Linked DNA regions of Mus musculus: region 1 is linked to region 2. A link is a loop called in an ENCODE intact Hi-C map of the cell type or tissue named here. Cell type or tissue: left cerebral cortex. All regions are shown on one strand. Links, peaks and the distances in the headings refer to the core of each region. The heading gives the core; the rest is flanking DNA.

The links. Peaks named below come from ENCODE experiments on the same cell type or tissue, not always from the same donor. Only the 100,000 strongest peaks of a DNase experiment are listed, where the experiment ranks them.
Region 1: a loop joins it to region 2, with 2.5 times the contacts of the local background. A loop is called at or near these places in 14 of 42 quality-filtered maps.

What each region holds. Positions count from the first base shown.
Region 1 is chr16:17,927,177-17,937,624 of GRCm38, forward strand. It overlaps Gm41427 (a long non-coding RNA gene), which reads left to right and starts at 8,934. Exons shown (of 4, transcript XR_875938.1): 1 at 8,934-10,019; 2 at 10,301-10,448. Slc25a1 (solute carrier family 25 (mitochondrial carrier, citrate transporter), member 1) reads right to left here and starts at 1,043. Exons shown (of 9, transcript NM_153150.2): 1 at 810-1,043; 2 at 369-476; 3 at 191-290; 4 at 1-116. The coding sequence starts at 903. In left cerebral cortex, for the core only: a CTCF peak has its summit at 1,679 (motif pointing right); DNase peaks (open chromatin) are centred at 1,659 and 4,931; H3K4me3 peaks cover 574 bases; H3K27ac peaks cover 753 bases.
Region 2 is chr16:18,042,226-18,052,673 of GRCm38, forward strand. No RefSeq gene overlaps it. Among named protein-coding and RNA genes, the nearest start is that of Dgcr6, 19 kb to the right of the region's middle. In left cerebral cortex, for the core only: a CTCF peak has its summit at 5,632 (motif pointing left); a DNase peak (open chromatin) is centred at 5,612.

The sequences.
Region 1 (10,448 bases), core at 1,195-9,194, 120 kb before region 2:
CGACTACCACTGCTTCTGCCACGCCGGCACCCAGACCGCACAATAGTCCTCTCCTGCTGTCGAGCCTACCTTGGGCATCCCGCATGTGGTTGCTGAGGAACTCGAACATCCCAAACCTAATGAAGAAGACATGTGAGGGGGCCCGCTGCGGCCACTCCCTCCGGGTCGTTTCAACAGAGCAGAGTCTCACCTGACAGCCGCCTTGGGGATGGAGCCGTAGAGCAAGGAGCTGAGGCCGCGGTACAGGCCCAGGACGCCATGGCTGCGGACAGTTTGCCGCACGCAGTCTCCTACGGGAGGCGCGGTCAAGACCCTAGCTCCTCTGCTCCGCAGTGTCCCCCTAGCCACCCCCGGGAGTCCCTCCTTACCGATGCCCCGGTACCGCGGTGGGTTCGCTCGTTCATCTAGCTGCAGCTGCGTCTTCACGTATTCGGTCGGGAAGGTGATGCAGATTTCGATGCCTCCAGCCAGGCCGCCTGTGGGGACCAAATGCCTGGGGCTAGGGACACCCTTGCCCGGTGGACCCAGCCGCTACCGCTGCCACCGCTGCCGCCGCCGCGCGGCCCCTCCCCCGCCCGGACTTTGCCCGCGTCGCTGCCAGCGTCCCGACGATGCCCACGCCCCCACCCGGTGGTCTCCGCCTGGAGTGCCCAAGAGACTCTGAGCGACAGCAGACGAGTGGACTTAGGGGTCCCGGGTCGCAACCCCGACACCTCCGCCCCTCCGGAAGTTGGGCGGGGCCTGGGCGTCCCCGGCCCACCCGGAAGCGCTGTCGGACAGGCTCTGAGTTGGGGTTCCGAGTGACCCACCTGCTAGGATTGCCTTCCCGGGGTGCGTCAGTTTGGGCTTCCCGGACCCCGGCGCGGCGGCCGACAGAGCGCGGGGCCCGCGAGGCGCAGCCATAGCGGGCAGGAGGAGAGGCGCCCGGCGTCGACCTCGGGTCCGAGCCTCCGGCGCGGGGTTCTCGGGAAGCAGCGGAGCCGGAGGCTACTGAGACCACGACCAATTCTGGTCCGGGAGGCGGGGTGGTCACGTCAGCTCCCGGGCTCCGCCCCGCGTGGCCTGAGCTGAGCCCCGCCCACGCCACGCCCCGTGCCAGCCGGGAAACTGAGGCTTGGGCGGGATGCACTGGGGCACGCGTCGGGGCGGAGAGCTGAGAGCAGCCAATGGCCGGTGCTGGATTCCGGGGAGACGGAGAACCCCGCCGGAGGCGTGGTCTCCGGACAGCAACGCTAAGCCAAGGCGGGTAGCAGTGGGTCAAGGTGCAGTTTAGAGACACGTGCGTCTGGAGCGCGCCTTGGGGTTAAGGTGGGCCTCGAGATCCTGGGGGCGATGTAGGGACACATCCACCCCGGTGCGTGAATTCAGTCTTCTGAATTATTGTAATAACAGAGCTTGGCCTTCGTGCACCCTCCCGGGCAGTGCGATGATCACTCTGCCCTTCCCGGATTCGTCCGGAAACAGAATTTTCCTAGGCAGGTTCCCCCGACAAATGCAGGTTTCCCTTCCTTTCAGTTTCTAGCGAATCTTTGAAGGGCCTATTAAGTTGGCCTTTGTCCCGCCTACCCACACAATCACCAGGCAGAGCTGCTTTGCTCTGATAAACATGTTTTAATATTTATGGTCGGCAGGAGGCTCAAAGTCTTGAGAAGTCTTTGTTGCCACACATATCCTCAAAGCCGCCTGGAGGGGGCAGCCCTAGCCGGCTTGGGGTGAAGCTCCCAGGAGTCTTTGCAGACCTTTGGAGGCCTAAGGGTCCACCTCCCTGCTGTCTGAAAGGAAGCAGTCGCTGGGGGTGGTCAGTGATCTCCCCCAGCTCTGGGTTGGCTCAGAAGCTATCACAGGGCTTTAGCTAAAACAGAGTGCCCAGATATTGTACCTCCCAGTTGGAGTCCTTTGTGATTCCTTTCCCAGAAAAGGTTAAATGGGTTGAGGGTTGGGTGTGGACACATTACCCAGTATAAACAAAAGCACTCAAAGGAGGCTCCTTGTAGGCAGGCGCTGTAGAGTATTAATAGGGTAAGCCTGTAGGATAGCAGAGGAGAGCCTATAGCTAGTCTGGCTTCTGCTGGTTTTTTTTGGGGGGGGGGTCGGGTTGGGGGATTGTGGGTTGTAGTACTTGTACTGAATGCCATTGTGTGGTCGAGGGGCAGAAGGAACAGGATCAATTCCACTCATCAGAGCCTAAGGCACTGGGCCAGCAGATGTCTGGAGGCAAGGAGTATGGGGATGGCAGTTGGGGGCCAGTGGGAGGTTGGCCAGGCTAGAGGTGCAGCTGGAACACCCCCCCCCCCACACACACACACAACTGGACTCTTAGCTCAGGTAACAACAGCTGGTGAAGGCCAGCTGGCATCCTGTCCTCCTCTCCCACCAGTGTTAGTACTCACTACACCCAGTATATTCAGGATACAACAGCCTCTGAGGGCTTGTTCCATGCAATCCTGGGTGGGCTTTCAATTCAACGCCCTTTCTAGCACACGTGAGAAGGAACTCTCCCAGAGCCTGGTGGGTCACAGCAGCAGTCCACAGCTGGGCATGGAGGTAAGAAAAATGCTGGCTGTGCTAGTGTTTCTAGACACATGACTGCCACACTTGGTCACAACTGGGATCCTTCCCACCTCTACCTACCCATCTGGCACCAGGGCCCAGTGCCATGGATGGCCTTTGTCCCTCTCTACTTCAGGGTGCCAACTGCCAAACACTAGCACACATTAGAGTAAAAGCACAGCCCTCATGTGCTCTCCACATGTCCCTCTTGTTGCTCAGTCTCTCTCAGGCCCTGGGTTTGTCTGTCAGCAAGAGATGAGAGCACATGGTCTGGAGCTCCAGCTAACCATAGAGGGAAGGGCATGAAGACAGGATCCTCCAGGAGAATTAAAGCTGAGGGCATGCATGCTGGCATCTCTGAAGTCTGGGTGGAACCTGAGTTCTCTAGTGCTTTACCCATGGATCTCACTGCCAAGAGAGACTCAGGTCACACTCCATCTTCATTATATTGGCCTGTGCATATGGCTACCCATAGGCTAACACATCTTAGGGGAAAGAGAAGCTGATCTCCTATAGAGGCTGTTCCTACAGGGAGCTGCTGTCTGTGATCAGAGATAACTAAGGACCCTTGTAAATGTAACTGGTTTGTGTGTCCTGGCAGCTCATGCAGTGTGGCCCAGGCATGCTATGTGGATGGGACTCTTAGCTATAACAGGGTGCTGACCCTTCATTGGCCTCTTTAGGGGCCCTTAATAAGGGCAGGCAGCTTCTGGAGGGGCTGCAAACAGCTGCCAGCTCTAGCCTGCAAAGGCATTCAGGGCTGGCAGCCCTAGTCCAGGAGACCTGTTTATTTTCTAGTCTACACCAACTAGGATAGCGTCCCTGCCTCAGAATCAGAGTCTCAGGGTATGGCCTTGGGACCCACATGCTTGAAGCGGTCTTGGCACTCAGCAGTGGGTTAGAAAGTGCTCCTGAGAGATGGAATTTCCATAGCATTAGAAACATCCGTCTGGATCAGGTAGCACAGGTCCCTGGAGTAGAACTCTGATACCCAGGAAGGACTTTAAAATCATGCATCGTCACCTTGTCACCTCAGTGAGCTAAGTAAAGTCACCCTCCCCACCCCAACTGTTGAATGGAGTCATTAATTGATTTGTGTGGTAACATTACTACTAAGAGTTTGGCAGAAGGGCATCACTCCAATGGGGTCTCGAACCCATGTACCTCAGGCTCCACTGGATGTTTTGCAGGAATACAGCCTGGCTGCACAGAGCCCAATGGACGGTGCTGAAGGTTTCACTGAATAGCAGTATGTCAGCTGCTACCCCACTGCCATGGATAAAGCCCAAGACTGTCAACTGGCCTGCTTGTCCCACATTCTGGTGGTATGTGCTGATGGCCTGGTCTTAAAGTAGCTCACTTACCAGGAACTGGCTCAGGCTAGAGTCACCGTCAGTCACAGGCTGTGCTGATCGAGGCCAAAGGGACTGACCATCATGGCTAGCACTTTTCTTAGGCATCGTCTTTTTTTTTTTTTTTTTTTGGTTTTTCGAGACAAGGTTTCTCTGTGTAGCCCTGAAACTCACTTTGTAGACCAGGCTGGCCTCGAACTCAGAAATCCACCTGCCTCTGCCTCCCAAGTGCTGGGATTAAAGGTATGTGCCACCACTGCCCGGCTTTTTAGGCATCATCTTATCACTTAGATGAAATAGGATACAACTAAGTCCATAGAATTGCCTCCAGGCCATTTTGTGCTCCAGGCAGCAAACCCAAAGTCCCGAGACACTCTACTAACTTCCCTTCAAGAGCCATGGCTGCAGCTCCTTGGCCAGCTTGGGACTGTATGATGCAGCACTCTGCATGCTGGGCAGTGTTCCACGCCAAGGCAGCACAGCTCGGAGCCTGCAGGCTGTTCTGTAGCAGAGCAGCACCAACTCCACCTAGGCCTTTCCCTACTGAAGACCAAGTGTTCCTAAAAAGGAGATACTACCTCCAGGGCTCTGTGAAGGATCAACTGTGATCTGTGACTCTGCTGTATTGCCCAAATGTGGCACATATAGGTGGGCACTCAGAAGACAGTGGGTCCAACCTAGGTCCAGATACCCTGATGCACAAAAAAGGTGCAGAGGCTGCTGTGGGCATCCTGGAAAAAAAAAGCAAAACAGGTCCAGGTCCTAACCCGGCACGGAACAGCCATCAGAGTGGCTGGTGCTCAAGAAACAGGGATCTACTTTTTCTCCACTTCCTCAAAACTTTCTAAGAGCCAGGCATGATGGTACAAGAGGCTCATAAGTTTGAGGTGACATAGTAAGACATCTGAAGAAAACCCTAGGTTCTATTTCTATACTTGCAAATATAATTCCCCCCCCCCATCCCCATCTGTGTGTGCCTGTGTGTGTTCATGTTCAGGCATGGCACCCAGAGCTCTGTACACGTTAGCATTCTACCACTCGCTCCACTCCCACGCTCACAGCCTCATTATAAACCCCAGCAGGAGAGAAGCATGCTGCTGTGGCCAGTGTTTCAAAGCCTCCTCCTTTGGGCCAGGTGTTAACTACTGCCTGTTTTGGAGAAAAGGAGACTGAGAAGTCACTTGATCCTGGTCACACAGCCCACTGCTTATGCACCACTGTGACCTGTCCTGTCTAGGAGCAACTTGTGAGGTTAGTGAAGTCTAATCTCACAAGCCACCACTGAAATCCTGGGCATATGCCCACCATGGGCTGTTTCACCGGGCAACCCCTGACTAGTTCATCGACTGCCTTTCTCCTAACCCAGTGGTTCTCAGCCTTCCTAATGCTGCGATCCTTTAAAACAGTTCCTCATGATGTGGTGACCCCCAACTATAGAATTATTTTCATTGCTACTTCATGACTATAATTTTGCTACTGATATGAATTATAATGTAAATATCTGATATGCAATATATCTTGAAAACCAGTATAAGTGGATTTTTTTTTTCTCACCTGCTCATGCCTGTCTTAGAGCACCTGCCTTGCTCCTGAAGTGGAAGCTCCAAGTTTCTGTCACATGTATCTCTTAGGACCTCTGATACCAACAGGGTCACAGTTTCAATTTTCATGATTACCTGACTGGGCTACTCTCAGCTGGCTTGTTTTAAAATTGAGTCTCATGTGGTCTCTCCTGTCCTTTTCCCTTCATGGGAAAAGACCTAACATAGACACCTTCTGGGGATGAAGCCGCAGTCCAGTGATTCTCAACCTCTCTAATGTGTATGACCCCTTAATACAGTTTCTTATGCTGTGGTGACCCCCAACCATGAAGTTATCTCCTTGCTACTCCATTACTATAATTTTGCTAGTTATGAATCTTAATGTAAATATCTATGTTTATTACTGGTCTTAGGCAACCATTGATAGGATGTTTGATTCCCCAGAGGGCTCATAGTCTGCAGGTTGAGAAGCACTGTCTTGAAGAAAGGGCCTGTTTCCAGATCTCCAGTGCTCCAGACCAAGTGTGGCCACCCACGGTGGCTTCTTAGAGGACTCAGGATGCAAGAGTGCCCTTGGTGAGCACCGAGTCCTGATCCTGGTGCCTGGAGCTGCTCTGGGCTGAGATTCCCACCTTCTCCCCCCACTTTTTTCCTTTTTAAATAGTATTTATTTATGCATTTATTTATTTTTATGTATATGAGTACACTGTAGCTGCCTTCAGACACACCAGAAGAGGGCATCAGATCCCATCACAGATGGTTGTGAGCCACAGGTGGTTGCTGGGAACTGAACTCAGGATCTCTGTGAGAGCAGTCAGTGCCCTTAGCCTCTGAACCATCTCTCCATCCCACCTTCTCCCTCTCTTGACACCGTCCTAAGCTGAGACCTCTCAGGGCAGTTCTGCACGGTTGGCCTTGACCCCTCCTCTCAGAACACTTCTGGGACCAGGTGATCCTCAGCCATGACTGCCACGCCATTGCCTGGTCCCAGCCCTTCCTTAAGTGGTGGTTGTGGCGGGGCCCCTCTCCTTTACTGGCCTCTTGCTTAGACTATCTTCTATAGTCTTTACAGTGGCTAGGTTTACTGCACTCCAGCCCTCAAGACTGCCACTGTTGACCGTTTTTTATCTTGCTGCTGCTATCTGCAAACACTTTCCACTGTGGTTCCCTGACTGGGCGTTATGACATAACCATCTACCTTCTCCGGGACTCTAGTGCAGGCTCTTCATATAGGAATGCTGAGTCCTGAGGAGAGGGGCTCTTGGACACCACTCCTGGCCTCTATCTTCTACACACAGCAACACATCCCAAGTCATGACAGAAAGACCAAAAATACTCTTCTATGTGGCACCTGCCACTTTCTACTGGTGACTTGGTCTTGCCTATGGCTGGAGGAGACAGGTCCCCAGCAGGCCCTGCTGCAGCTTGTTTGTCAGTGCTTAGGGCGGGGATCAGAGTAACACTGGGTGACTAGAACCTCGCTAGGGTATATCTGAGCTTCTCCATGCCCCACAGCAGGCAGCACTGAGTCACCTCCCAGCTTCAGCCCTCAAGAAGGACAATGTACACACGACCACTGAGGGCCAGATGTCATGGAGAGACCCAAAACAACATGGTTTGAAGCAATATGATCCCGACTTTGAGAACCATGGGTTTTCTGGAGTCTAGGCTCCAGTCCAAGCATTCTGAGAGTGAGGCACCTGTGCTGGGTGCATGGCAGTCACTCTCTGTGCCCTGGGAAGACACGGGGACAACAATGGAGTTAGATTCTCAAGTTTGCCAGCTGCTGGGGCTCCTTAAGTTCTGGCACATGGAGCTCTTGAGAGAGAGCAGGCATGATACGACCATGATAGCTGGCTTGTGCAACTTCACTTTGCCCCACTAGGGACAGGCTCAGGAGAGAGCTGGCAGTGCCTTCAGGGTCTTGGCAATCCCTCCAGGCTGCCCAACCTGACTAGCAGAATCTTGGATTCGGGTCTGTGCCACCTCTCATTGGCAGGAACATGTCTTAGGTTCGATGTTAGCTTAGGTTTTTAATTTCTCTCAACAGGAAGTGAAGTAGGTGACAGGAAGTATGTTCTGTCACACTGGTTAGATTGAGTTACAACTACCCACATTCTGGAGAAGTTGCCTTAAAATCTGCCTTTTAGGGCTGAAAAGGTGGCTCAGTGGTTAAGAACACTAGCTGCTCTTGCTGAGGACCCTGGTTCAGTTCCCAGAACCCACATGGTGCTGACAAGAGAGTATCTGTAACTCTGATATTCTCTTCATGCCTCTGGGATCACTGCACAGACATGAGTACAGACATGAAGCAAAACACTCACACACATAAGATAAATCTTTTTAAGAAAAAAAAAAGTTTGCCTTCTGTCGGGACTGAAGAGAGGGTTTTGTGGTTAAGAGCTCTTGTTCTTGCAGAGGACCTGGGTTCAATTCCTAGCACCTACACGGCTCATGACCATTCATAATTCCAGTTCCAGTCATTCTTAGGAGGTGACTTCCTAAGGCACCAGAAATGCATGTGGCACAAACACTCATGTGTAAGCAAAACACTCACATATATAATGTTTTTAAAAACCGAATCTGCCTTTTAGTCTATTCTTTCTCGCCCCGCTTTTGCTCTATTAGGTGCTGGAGCTAAGGTCTCAGACATGATAAGCAAGCATCCCACCTCTGCGCACATTCACAGCCTTCTGTTTTACCTTTTGTTTCTTTGCTTGAGCCATGGAGCCCAAGCTGGCCTCAAAACTCATGTGGACCCTTCAACTCCTGCTCCCCCTGCCTCTACCTCCCAAGTGCTGGGATGGTAGTTATGCACCATTCACTGTCTCACCTTCTAAACACTGAGACAAGTGTCTATAAAATTATTCAGGCTGCTGTTGAACTTACTATATGGCTGAACCTGCTTGTATTTTCTATGCTTCTATCTTAGCCTTTAGAGTAGCAAGGATTCCAGGCCTGTGTCACCAGGTCTGGCTTTAGAGCCTTGCAATCCGAATAAATTTAACGGGGCTGCATATCCCTCCCAGTTCTCACCTTGTGTTCTAAAGGTGACCCCCCCCTCCCGTTTAATGTCCCCATCACCTCCATCCCTGGCAAGGAATTCCTAGTGAGGCTCAGAGCTTGATTAGACAGCTTCTGCCTCTGCCTGTGGAGTGCTGGGATTATATGCGTGCGGTACCACACCCAGTATTAAACCAGGACTTCATGCCTGTGAGGCCACACTGTACCAACTGAATGCCACCCCTATCCACTCACCCAGCCTGTTTGTTTTGAGCAGTGGGGTAGAGTCACAGTGTGTGAACCACTTAACTGAGAAGTCGGGACATAGTGGTGGCTAATTTGAATCTCCCTGTAAGCAATCTTTTGTCAACGCAGGACAGCTAATCTATCTGTACATCTCTTTATGTATAAAGTTTGTCCACTTACAGATGACTCTGACATTATTAGAGACCCAATGACAACCTGCCTTAATGACTTGCCAATTTCTACTAATTACACCACAAATACTACCACTTGATTTTAGGAATTAGTGTGATAACACAATGCTGTGGAGCTCACGCTCTTGGAGCTGGCCAGTCTGGCACCAAGGCCACCAGGGCCAGTGTTTGCTCACTGTGAGGCTCTGCACTGTCCTGGAAGTCTTGGATTCTTACCTGGAAGGGCTGGGCACACCTTTCACAACTAGGTGCTGTTGGCACCGATGTGGGAACATTGAGGAGGCCAGGAAGACAAAGTCAGAAATACAATTCTATGGCAGTGTGGTGACTTCACATGCCCCTCCTAACAGCCATCTCCCGCCTGCAGCCAACTAGGAGCTCTGCTGAGGTGTTCTGACATGGGATGCTTTCCCCTGACCTGGTTCTCAGAGATTGGATGGTGTTTTTTCTTGTGTTCTCGTGTTCTCGGGAGGCAAGCATGTTCCTGGTCACTCAAAATACCTGCAAGGCAAATGAGCCTTTCCTCTATGATACACATCTCTCCAGGGCACCTCAGCCTGAGTGACCCGTGACTGTCACCTTTCACATCTGAGCATGCACACTGGGCCCCAGGGAGACAGGCTTCTTGTCACCCCCAGGCTGTGACTGAAGCTGGTGTCAGGCTTCTCTCAGTAGCCCTCCTCATTGCTACCACTTGCAGAAAGGTCTTCCTTATCCCCAGACAAGGTCTTTGGTGGCCTGTACTTTGAGAACTTTGCCTTCCTTACCACAGAAGCCATTTGACACCGTGCTCGAATGCTGCCACACAGGAACCCCTGTCTCAGGCACCCACTCCGCCTGCACTTGGCGTCACCCAAGCACCTCCGCTCCAGCTTCGTTTGGCACCGACTCCCTGCTAAGCGCCTGTGCTGATTGCGAGCAGCTCAGCTCATGCTGTCTGGCCCTTGACCTTCTTTGGTGTTCTCAGTCCTGTGCAGAGCCAGTTCTGTGCCTGACCTACTCTGGGGCCTGGAGAGGGCCTCAGCAGACTGCTGCTGGGTTTCTGAGAAGCGTGAGCATGAACCTGGGTGAGCCACAAGTCCTCCTTCCTGGTGACTCCTTCCTATCATCTCTCCTCAGGCCTCTAACTCCACATGGTGAGCATACAGCTTGCTGTTTCCCAAGGAAGTGAGAACCCACAGAAGAGCCCTTCCACCATTCTGGACCTCTGGGCGTCTCCCTCACTGGCACTGTAGAACACTAATTTCTGGTCTTGCTCCATTATAGGTTCCCAGCAAGCTCATATCAACCCTCCAGTACAATAGGCTTAGGGAAATGCTGTTCTTTCCTGAGAAACAAGCACAACTTGTTTCGTGGATCTTACTTGCTGTAGCCTCATGTCACCCAGAGGCTGCCACTGCTCCAACTCTCTTTCCAGGGCCCTTCTTCAGGAGACATGTCCATGTGGCCACTCCAACCAGACGCTACTTCCAGAAGATAAGATGGTATTCAGGACACTATGGACTGCAAGCTTCTCTGGCCATTTTGCAATTCCATTTCTCCCTGCTCTAGGACATTGAGGTGAC
Region 2 (10,448 bases), core at 1,683-9,682:
CGCATGTCTGTCTTCTCTTTATCCCTTAGTTCTGGGGACCCACACCACATGGCATGCAGAACTGCATGGTGGTGCTTACCTGTAATCGCAGCATTTAGGAGCTAGAGGCAGGAGGGCCAAGAAGGATTGGAGATCATCCTGAGTGTCTCAGCCACTCTCTAGTGCTGGTAAGAGACACCACGGCAATTCCTTTTTACAAAAGCATTTAATTGAAGGCTGGCTTGCAGTTTCAGAGGTTTTGTCCATCATCACGGCAGGGAGCATGGCAGCACTCATGGCTGTAGCTGGAGCCAAGAACCTGGGCCTGGCATGGGCTTTGAGGTTCCATGCCCAGTGACACACTTCCTCCAACAAGGCCACGCCCCCTAATCCTTCTAATCCCTTCAAAGAGTTCCACTCCCCAGAGACTAAAAGTTTAACAGTATGAGCCCCTGGGGATCATTCTCATGCAAACCACCACACTGGGCTCTGTAGGACCTTGTCTCAGAAGGAAAGACAAAATTAGGGGTGCTCAGCTCATGTGTGTCTAAGTGTGGGTAGTTAATTGCATCCTTAACACCAACTTAGAGTATAGATGAGCACTGTCTCCTGTGGGCTCATGAATTGAAACATGTGGCTCCCAGCTGAAAGCACAGTTTGGGGAGGTTACGGGAACCTTGGGACATGGACCCTGCTGGAGGAAGTTTGGCTTGGTTTTGCTTTCACACTGGGATCCTGTGATAGCTTCACTCTGAACTTCTGATTGCTTGCCTCCATCTCCCCAGAACTGGGGTGGTGGTTTCTTTCTGTGATGTTTTGTGCATGGTGAGCAAGCACTCTGCCAACTGCTCCATCCTCCCCACCCCCCTTGCTCTGGGTGGCCTCTCTTGAAAATCCAGTTTTCTTTTACCGGGTACTAAAACACCAGCTTTGTGTTGAGGGAGGGACTGTGGCTAATGTATGGGTTTGGTGGTGGTGGGGGGTTTGTTTGTTTTTTGGGGTGGGTTGTTTGTTGTTGTTGGGGTTTTTTTGGAGCTGGAATCTTTTCACTAACAAGCGATGTAATTAGCCGGGCAGTGGTGGCTCACGCCTTTAATCCCAGCACTTGGGAGGCAGAGGCAGGCGAATTTCTGAGTTTGAGGCCAGCCTGGTCTACTACAGAGTGAGTTCCAGGACAACCAGGGCTACACAGAGAAACCCTGTCTCAAAAAACCAAACCAAACCAAACCAAACAAAACCAACCAACCAACCAAACAAACAAACAAACCCAGCACATATCCCGGTACTTGTATATATCTTGAGTAATGTCTCTTTATTCCTTAGTGCCGGGGGCCAATTCCAGTAGTTGTCCAGGTCCCAAGAGGAGGTAGGCAAAGGAGAAGTGAGTCAGGCCTGACTGTGGCAGTCAGTGTGCTTCCTTATTTATACAGAACCCAGTAGGCAGGGATAGATTCATGTTGTTCCAAAACAGATCATATTCTTTCTGTCCCTAGACAAGTGTTTAACTTCCTGTTGAACATCCGAGGCTGTAAATTTATCATTGATAAACCATACAGAACAGCATCATCTTTTACAATCAAATTCCCTCATTGCCCCATAACCCAAATTTAAGGATCTAGAGGCATATTTTACCAAAGCATTACAGCCCATTCTCTGGCTGGCAGCTCTTATGGTTTCAAGGGCACTAGACAGAAAGAAAATCTCCAAGCCAGCCTGGGCAGATTTGCTGTTCCAAGCAGTGTAGTAATTAACTCTTAATGTTCAGAGTGCCAATTGTCATTAGGACCAAGGAAAATATCTTCAGGTCAAAGCTGCTGTTTTTGTTATTCAATTTCTGGCACAATACAGTGTGTGTATCTTATATCTTTGTAGAATTTATTTATAGGTCTAATCTTGATATTCTTTTGTTCTTTGGTCATCTAACACCACAGTGCCCTGCAAGAGCCACCCTTTCTAAGAAGGAGAAGTCTTAATACTTCATTCTTTTATCATTTTTTTTCCACACAATTCTTTGTCCACCAGTATAAGCCCCTGTGTAGGGCAGCGATAACTCCAGCCAATCTAACTTCGCTGCTCTATCTTTTCCTCAAGGGGCATAGCACATGCAGCCCCCAATCTGATATGCTACCTAATCACCTGAGTGTATAGAAGAAAGAGGCTTTAACCTGATCTGCTGCCAACTCCTCTGGCCTGCTGGATTGAGTTTACCTTTTTAAGTTTACTTTGTTTTTTTTTTTTTTTTCTGATTGTCTTGTTTCTGAGCAAGTATAGGAACAGACGTTCCGATAGTATCTCGGAGCCCAAGCCTCGTAAGGAGATCTCTGGCATCTTCACATGAGCTACAACCTCCAGGGCACCGGGAAGACTTTTAAGTAGTGCCAGCCAAGTGTGTGTCCCTAAACGCAGGAGGAGGAGTACGATCAGGGCTTCCCTGGGGAAGGCGAGCAGCAGTGCTCCTGGGAGAAATCACAAGTGATTCATAAGAAATTTCCCATCGATCCAATATCCCCAAGTTGTACCAATATTAAAAGACCCTCCCACGTGTGCGACACGTGGAAATCGTGACGATAAGTGGAAGATGGCTCCACAGCGATTGCACCAGGCCGCTCAGCCTCGTTGCAGCTTTAGCAAGCAGCTGTGCTTGCTGCCTTTATGGTTTTCACAGTTCCTATTAGATATGACTGTGCCAGCTTTAGGTTGGGAGAGCACTGGGTAGTTGGCAGCTACAACGTAAGAAACTAGTCATCAGGCCGGAACGACTGTCTTCATCTTTTTAACTTTTTAGCCACGTTCTTACTATAACCTTAGTAGACCCCAGGACCTTATTACAACTGACTGCACGGTCAAAGCGCCATTCAGGCGGTAAGACGAAGCATGTAGATAGCACTGACTGCCAAAACTAAAATGAAGGCCTAATCCACCCAAGTCTGCTGTTGGGGAAAGTCTCAAAATGTACTGACCTTGCTTTTTGGCTCCTGTAGTTCCGGTTCTGGCTAACTGTGTGTTAACTGAAGTGTGTCGACCCAGGACATGGATTTTGTGCTTGAAAGCTCACCCTAAACCTAGCGTGGTGGCACACGCCTTTAATCCCAGCACTTGGGAGGCAGAGGGAGGCGAATTTCTGAGTTTGAGGCCAGCCTGGTCTACAGAGTGAGTTCCCTGACAAAGGAACTACACTGGGATCCTGGTCACCCCGTGTGTCACCAGCTGGCTAGTAAAGACTTTCTCTTGGCTTAAAGACATACCCAAGCAGTTTTCTCTGGTGACTACCCCACAACATTACTGTATTCTCATGCCTTAAACTACAGTGGCCTCTTCAGCTCACCGAAGCTTCCAGAAGACCTCCCACTATCCAAGTACATACAACCTCCCTTTAGCCACTTTCTCTCTTGTGTACTTGTTGGCAAGAATCTTTTTTTGGGTCACTTGCCCATTTAATGCCAGTGGGGCTGTTCTCTGTGTCCACCACAACCACAGTACTACCTGATGTCCTAGAGGCACTTGAAAGGTAGCCTTCCTTGTTACACACCACACAAGATGGTCTAGTATGTTTTGAGAGTCTGCAGTAGTGACTGAGACGTGAATCAGAGCCAGTCCAGCCTAAACATCACTAAATGCATTCATTTGTTGTGGTTAGTGCTCCTTCCTGGCTTTCCTCGGGGCCAGGCTTTACTCTGCTTTGAGGCTCAGGTAAGCACTGGGTGCATTGGAGAGGCAAGGGTTCTCTTTCCCCGTTTTACAAGACGAATACTCAGAGCCGGGCGTGGTGGCGCACGCCTTTAATCCCAGCACTCGGGAGGCAGAGGCGGGTGGATTTATGAGTTCGAGGCCAGCCTGGTCTACAAAGTGAGTTCCAGGACAGCCAGGGCTACACAGAGAAACCCTGTCTCAAAAACAACAACAACAACAAAAATGTGAATACTCAGAAGCTAGACACCATCAGTTTAGAGACTGTCTGACCAGGAGGGACGGACTTGGAGACGCCCGTGCTTACCTGTACTTCAGAGCCCGCCTGCCATACAGATGTGTAAGCTCTTCTTGGCTCTGTTTCATGGTTCCTGAGGCTTCGTCTGGGCAGAGGTAGCCTTGTCTCCAAGACAAATAGGAGTTTTATAAAATATAGTTCCTCTTCCCATTACTGAGGCAAAAGTTCTGAGCAGAACAACCTGGCTTGTGACTTGAGAGGCTTCGGGCCTCGGTGGCCGTTTAAATCTGCATCCTCAGGAAATGGCTTCCTGTTTTCACAGGCGCTTGGCTTCTTTTGTAAAATGCCTACTTGTGAATTTTGTCTCTTCCCAATCAGAGTGTTCATTTATTTAGTTTTTAAAAATCTATTTTGGGTTTTGTTTGTTTTGGTTTTTGTTTTTGTTAGGACAGGAGGTTTAACTATGTAACCATGGCTGGTCTCTAACTCTCCATGAAGACCTGACCAGTTTCAAACGAAGAAAGATGCCTCTGCCTGCCTCTGCCTCTGCCCCTCTGCCCCTCTGCCCCTCTGCCCCTCTGCCCCTCTGCCCCTCTGCCTCTCTGCCTCTCTGCCTCTGCCTATGCCTCCCTAGTGCTGGCAATTCAAGGCGTATGCCACCATGGCCCACTTGTTCATTATCTATCTAAAAATATTATCATACTTTGATGTCAGGGCTAATTTTTTTTAATTACCTCAGAATCACCAAATTTTTCTTATATATATTTTTTCCTTTCCTCTCTGCTCGGCTTGTCTCTCTAGGATGAGCCAAAGACCCCCACTACCCATTTTAACTCTTGGGGACTTTTTCTGAGTCTTCAAGGCAAGTTGGCACATGGCAGATTAACCAGAGAAATGCATACACGTGTCTAAATTTTAATTAGTTACTTTTATTTATTGAAATTTTTTATTTTTTAAGATTTCACTTTTTAAAAGATTATGTGTACGTGTGTGGGTTTGTGCCAGAAAAGTGCATCAGATGCCCTGGAGCTGCGGTTACAGAAGGCTGTAGCTTCTCCATGTGAGTACCTAGAGGCAAACTCTGGCCTCTGCAAGCAGCAGTCCTTGCTCTTACCTGCTGGGCCATCTCTCCCGCCTTGCTTTTTGAGACAGGTCTCATGTATCCCAGTCTGGCTTATATAACTGAGGATGGCATTGAACTTCTGAGCCTCCCATCTCCACCTGCTGCCTCCCCCACCTCTACAACTCACCCCACCCACCACACCCACCCTGGAGCGCTTGGCTTACAGGCCTCTCTACCTGGTTTTATTTGATGCTAGATATGTAACCCAAGGCCTCGTGCTTGTTAGCCGCTTGGTTCTGCCAACGGAGCTACATCCCAGCCTCGTCATGAAGCACGTTCCAGCCCTGTCATGAAGCACTATTTCTACATGCACATGGAAAACTTCACAAGCACATTAAAAACAGAAATGGTCAAATCATAAAAGTTTTCCACAAAGATGAATAGATGGAGTTTGGGATACGTGAAACTCTATCCTAGGGGAGGTCACCAGAAAGCAGATGGAGCATATGAAATGTTCCTGAAAGATAGGGATAAACTGAGTAAACTATGCAGCTTTATCCCGGTGGTGGTGAGTAGGGTAGTTGCAAGCAGTGATCCAGAGCCTGAAGCTGGCAGGGTTTTTTTTGTTTTTTTTTCCGTCTGCTTTGGAGCTCCATCTGGTGGTCACTTTTATGTTTTTCTTTGCAACTGTTTTCTAGACAGCAGAGGATGGAGCCTCGCCTAGTGCCCCAGGCAGAGCTCCAGGAGGTGGGCTACACTAGGTGAATGACCTGAGCCACCACAAGGCATAGGTGCCCCACCTGTTCCTAGAGATTGGTGGGCAGCTAAGAAGGTTGTGGGGCTGCACTGTTGGTATTTGGCCAGGGACACAGTTCCGCACTGCCACCCCTAGAATCCTGGGGACTTCCTCTACACTTTTAAGGTCATCAACTCAGGACAAAATGGGGCTTGTGACTTCAGTGCTGACAGAAATGTCTCCCACATATGCGTTAGCTCTCATGAGAGGCATGTAGACTTGGAAACTGCTGAGGTGTTGTTGCCTTGAGGAACAGTGCCAGGTGATAACCCTTGTAAGAGTGACTTCTGCTTTCTGAAAAATGGTGTTGGTTTAAAGCTTCCCTTTATAAATCAGACCTCACTCAACCCGTAACCGAGTTTATAACGTGCCTTGAGATCACTCATAGCCATACTCATTCTGCCGCGTACACGCTGTGAGCCCAGCCTGTTCTGAACGAACTGACCTTTAAGAAAAGCAGCCTAGGAGCTGGAGAGATGGCTCAGCAGTGCTGTGCACTGGTCTTCCAGAGGACCCAGGTTCAATTCCTAGCACCTTCATGGTGGTTCACACCCATCTGCAACTCCAGTTCCAGGTGATCTGACAGCACTGGGCCCCAGGCACGCATGTCATGTTCATACAGACAAGGCATCTGCATGCACAAAATAACACTAAAATTAAAACTAAAGTTAAAAAAAAAGAGGCTGCAGTGTAAAGCAATCTTACTATGCTTTGTGTTCTATGTTTATTATTTCTTTTTCTATTTATTCTTCATGACCCATCTGGGCCTGTGACTTAGAACAATGAATACATGCTTAGAGTGTGGCGATTAGACCTAAGGCCACTTGCTGGAAGCAGTGAGACACTGAAGCTGTACTCCCCCCACACCCACAGGGAGATGTTGGAAGCAGCCTCTGAGCACAGGTGGATAATACCTGAATGTGGTTTTGTGCACCGTTCTCAGACAACAGGACCAAAGGAACCGTTTGCTCCCTTGTTAAGATTCCTGTAGAAGATTAACACAGAAGTTCCTCATTACCATCTGACCTACTGACCAATAGAGAGGACGGCCCTGGAAGGAGAGATCAGGACAGATCAGGGTAAACACCACCAAATGTTAGTTTCTTTCATGTGGCACAGCCTCAATCTATGACTCTCACTGCCCTTATGAGTATAGAGATTGGAAGAGTCTCTAAGCTCACCTTTCCCGGGGTGCAGAAGCAGAATCCAAGAAGCATCCAAGCACCACAGGCACCAAAGAGTTTATGTGTGTGTTTTTAAGCCCAGATTTCCTCCACTATAGACTACTGCACTGGAGTGTGCATGAGCAGGCTCTCATCTAGACGCTGAGGCAGGACCTGCGAGCCTGCTTGCATGCTCACCCAAGCTGCTCATAGTGCAGGTATTGGGATCAGAACCTGGGTCCTGGCAGCCCTGCCAAGTTTTGGCTCTGCCATCTGTCTTCAGTGGATCAATTGAAGAGGCAAGAAGTAGGGAGAAGCAGAGATTTGTGTAATGTGACCCCAGTGGTAAAAGCGACAAATGAAGCCATGCCCATCTTCTGAGACATGGGTGTGAGTAATTGAATAGAAGGCAAAAAGCACGCATGCCTGAGCGGGGCTGGTCAAATGTGCCTATCACAAACCTGTTTGCTGGTTTATGGTGTGTCCCTTGGGTTGGTCTGACATGTCAAACATGTGAAGTCTCTTTCCCAAGACAGCATCCCCCTCCGGCTGCCACCAGGACCCCAGCCCTTTCTGTCTCCACCATGAGACACTGGGTCAAAGCCAGGAGCAGCATGGTTGCAGGAGGATCCCAGGTGTGCTGGGATAGCTTGCAGTGGAGGCCTTTAAATACTCTGGTCATGGCCGTATAGACTATGCCAGAGAGAGGATAAAGGTTGTGTCCATGTCAGCAACACAAAACACAGATTTCACGTCTAAGAGAGTTAGGGATCATTTTTTTGTTGTTGTTGGTTTTTTTTTTTCCTGAAAGCAAATATGAGTGACCATGTCCGAGGAGTACAGATCACCCTAAATATGCCACTGGTTTTGTGAAGTTGTTGCAGTGTAAAAGAGAGCCAGTGTGGGGATTTGAATGAGAACGGCCTCCTCCCAGGAACTCCAATGAGATGCTTTCTTTTATAATTCGGTCACTGTGTTTTGTCATAGCAATAAAAACCGCTAACTAGTAAAGGCATTGTCCAAGTCCATCAGTGGAAATGCTACGTTGATAGGCTCAAGTAAAGCAGGAAAGTCTCTGCTGGGTTTCGGTTTCAGACTCCACTCAGTAACATTCTTACCTCTGGTGCCACTCAGTAACATTCTTACCTCTGGTGCCACTCAGTAACATTCTTACCTCTGGCGCCACTCAGTAACATTCTTACCTCTGGAGTCACTCAGTAACATTCTTACCTCTGGTGTCACTCAGTAACATTCTTACCTCTGGTGTCACTCAGTAACATTCTTACCTCTGGTGCCACTCAGTAACATTCTTACCTCTGGTGCCACTCAGTAACATTCTTACCTCTGGTGCCACTCAGTAACATTCTTATCTCTGGACTGCTGGGAGCTTGTTAATACGAGCCAAGGAGTTTCCTCATGGAAGTGACAGGAATGTTAGGTTAGGAGAGGTGGCAGCGAGTAGAGGTTTTTGGTTTTTGGTTTTTGTTTTGTTTTGTTTGTTTGTTTGTTTGTTTTTTGCTTTTCAAGACAGGGTTTCTCTGTGTAGCCCTGGCTGTCCTGGAACTCACTCTGTAGAACAGGATGGCTTCGAACTCAGAAATTCATCTGCCTCTGCCCCAAGTGCTGGGATTAAAGGCATTCGGCACCACTGCCTGGCTCTTCCCAAGCTTTCTTAGGAGAGGGAACCTTGACAACCATGGGGGTGATGAGGCCTGGAGCCGGGGGAGCAACCAGGAGGGATGACATGGCTGGGCCTTCAGTAAGAGAGATAGCTCAAAGGAGAGAAACATGACAGAGAAACCTAAAGAGGGAGAAGTTGGACAGGAGGGAGAGAGAGACGGAGGGAGCCACAGGGTTTGCTATCTAACACAACTGCCACCACTTTCAGGCTTGCATTAATATCTTCCTGTGAGGAAGAACAGTGTGTCTACCCTGGAGACTGCCAAAGCAGGACACTGCCTCGCCAGTCTCTTGACACTGAGCCACAGCTGGAAGGGCTGCTGAGAATCAGAACTCCAGGTCCCCAGTCCTGCCTACCCTGCTTTCTGCGGGAGAGGGGAGGCTGCCATGTGGTGAGATGAACCTAGACTACCACCTCAGCACTTTCATCCAGAAAACAACCACTCAGAACACCAATGCACACAACAGGCAAATCCAGCTGAGGGTAAGTGGTTGTATGGAAGGGTTAGGATCATTGTAGTCCCTAAGCCAGGTGCCACAAAAGTTACCGAAGCTGTAGCCGGCCTCTCCTACCTGCCCCAGCCTACAGCCTTGGTAAGATGCCCCAAAAGGAGCTGTCAAAATGGTGGCACCACAATACCTCAGCCTGCAGCTGTCACAACAGCGATCCATGGTAGCACATCTCCTTTCCTGCCTCAGCCTACGCCCTTTGTGAAACACCACTGGTAGTGGCAGGGGTGGGGTCTGTCCAGAGACAATGGGAGGCTAGCAAAGGGTCCCGCCAGCTCAAGTATGCACCCACATGGTTGGCAAGCACAGCTCTGCCTGAAGAGGGTGTCTGTCAGGTTCTCCACTTCTTCCTTCTGCAAGGAACTCCACTCCTCAAAGCACAGGGTATCCTTGTGTCTCCGGGGAGTAGACATAGCATGGTGGGGTTCCCTGGGTTCCCTGAGGATACTTCTAGTTCCCTCCTGGTTCTATGGCCAAAATACAGATTGCATCTGATCCTGCCGTGTTTATGAGGGCAGCTCTTGGGGGACACAGGCAAGATTTAGATGTTCAGAAAACAGCCTCGAGCCTGTAGTGTACAACCTGGGCCACGAGGCCTTAGGTTCCCTCCACAAATCACTGACATCATGTCAGGGGGTACAGTCTAGGTTGCTATCTTTGGAATAGTATCTCTGGAAAAATTTCCCATGTCTCACAGTAGGGCAATGGACCACACGGACTTGGAGGAGGCGGGGCTTCTTAAACAGGAAGTGGGTACCTGCTGACCAATCCTCCTTAAGGGCTTTCTGGTGACTGCTTTGGTAGTGTCCCAGAAGGTGGACCCGATAATAATAGGGAACAGTGCTACATAAATCATGAGAACAGAAGCTGAGACTTACCAGGATGAAGAATAGGTCTATAGTGTATGTCCACTGTGATTTATAATAACCGATAGTGTTCACCTCACTCCCTATTTCTACTTAACAGCAGTCATAAAAACTCAAAAACGTATACAAAAAATGTCAGACTAAAGATGATGAGGGGCAGTTTTCAGTCCTTGGAGTTTTCTAAAGCCACATGCAAATCTCAGTGCTGTCCTGAGATGCCCAGTCATCCAGAGACCCCTGAGCATGCTCAGATGGGGGCCACTGCAGAAGAGGAAGACTGCCCCGCGGAAAGATGCTGATGCGAGCATATCCATAACAAGGAGCAGGTACATGGAGCCTCAGAAGTGCCACCCTGTACTGACCCTGTACGGAGGCTAGAACACTCGACACTCAGGTTTTGCTCTTTCTGGGGGATGGTGCCAGGTGTGCTTTCTAAAACACCTGGCCATTTCTTCGGGCACATGAC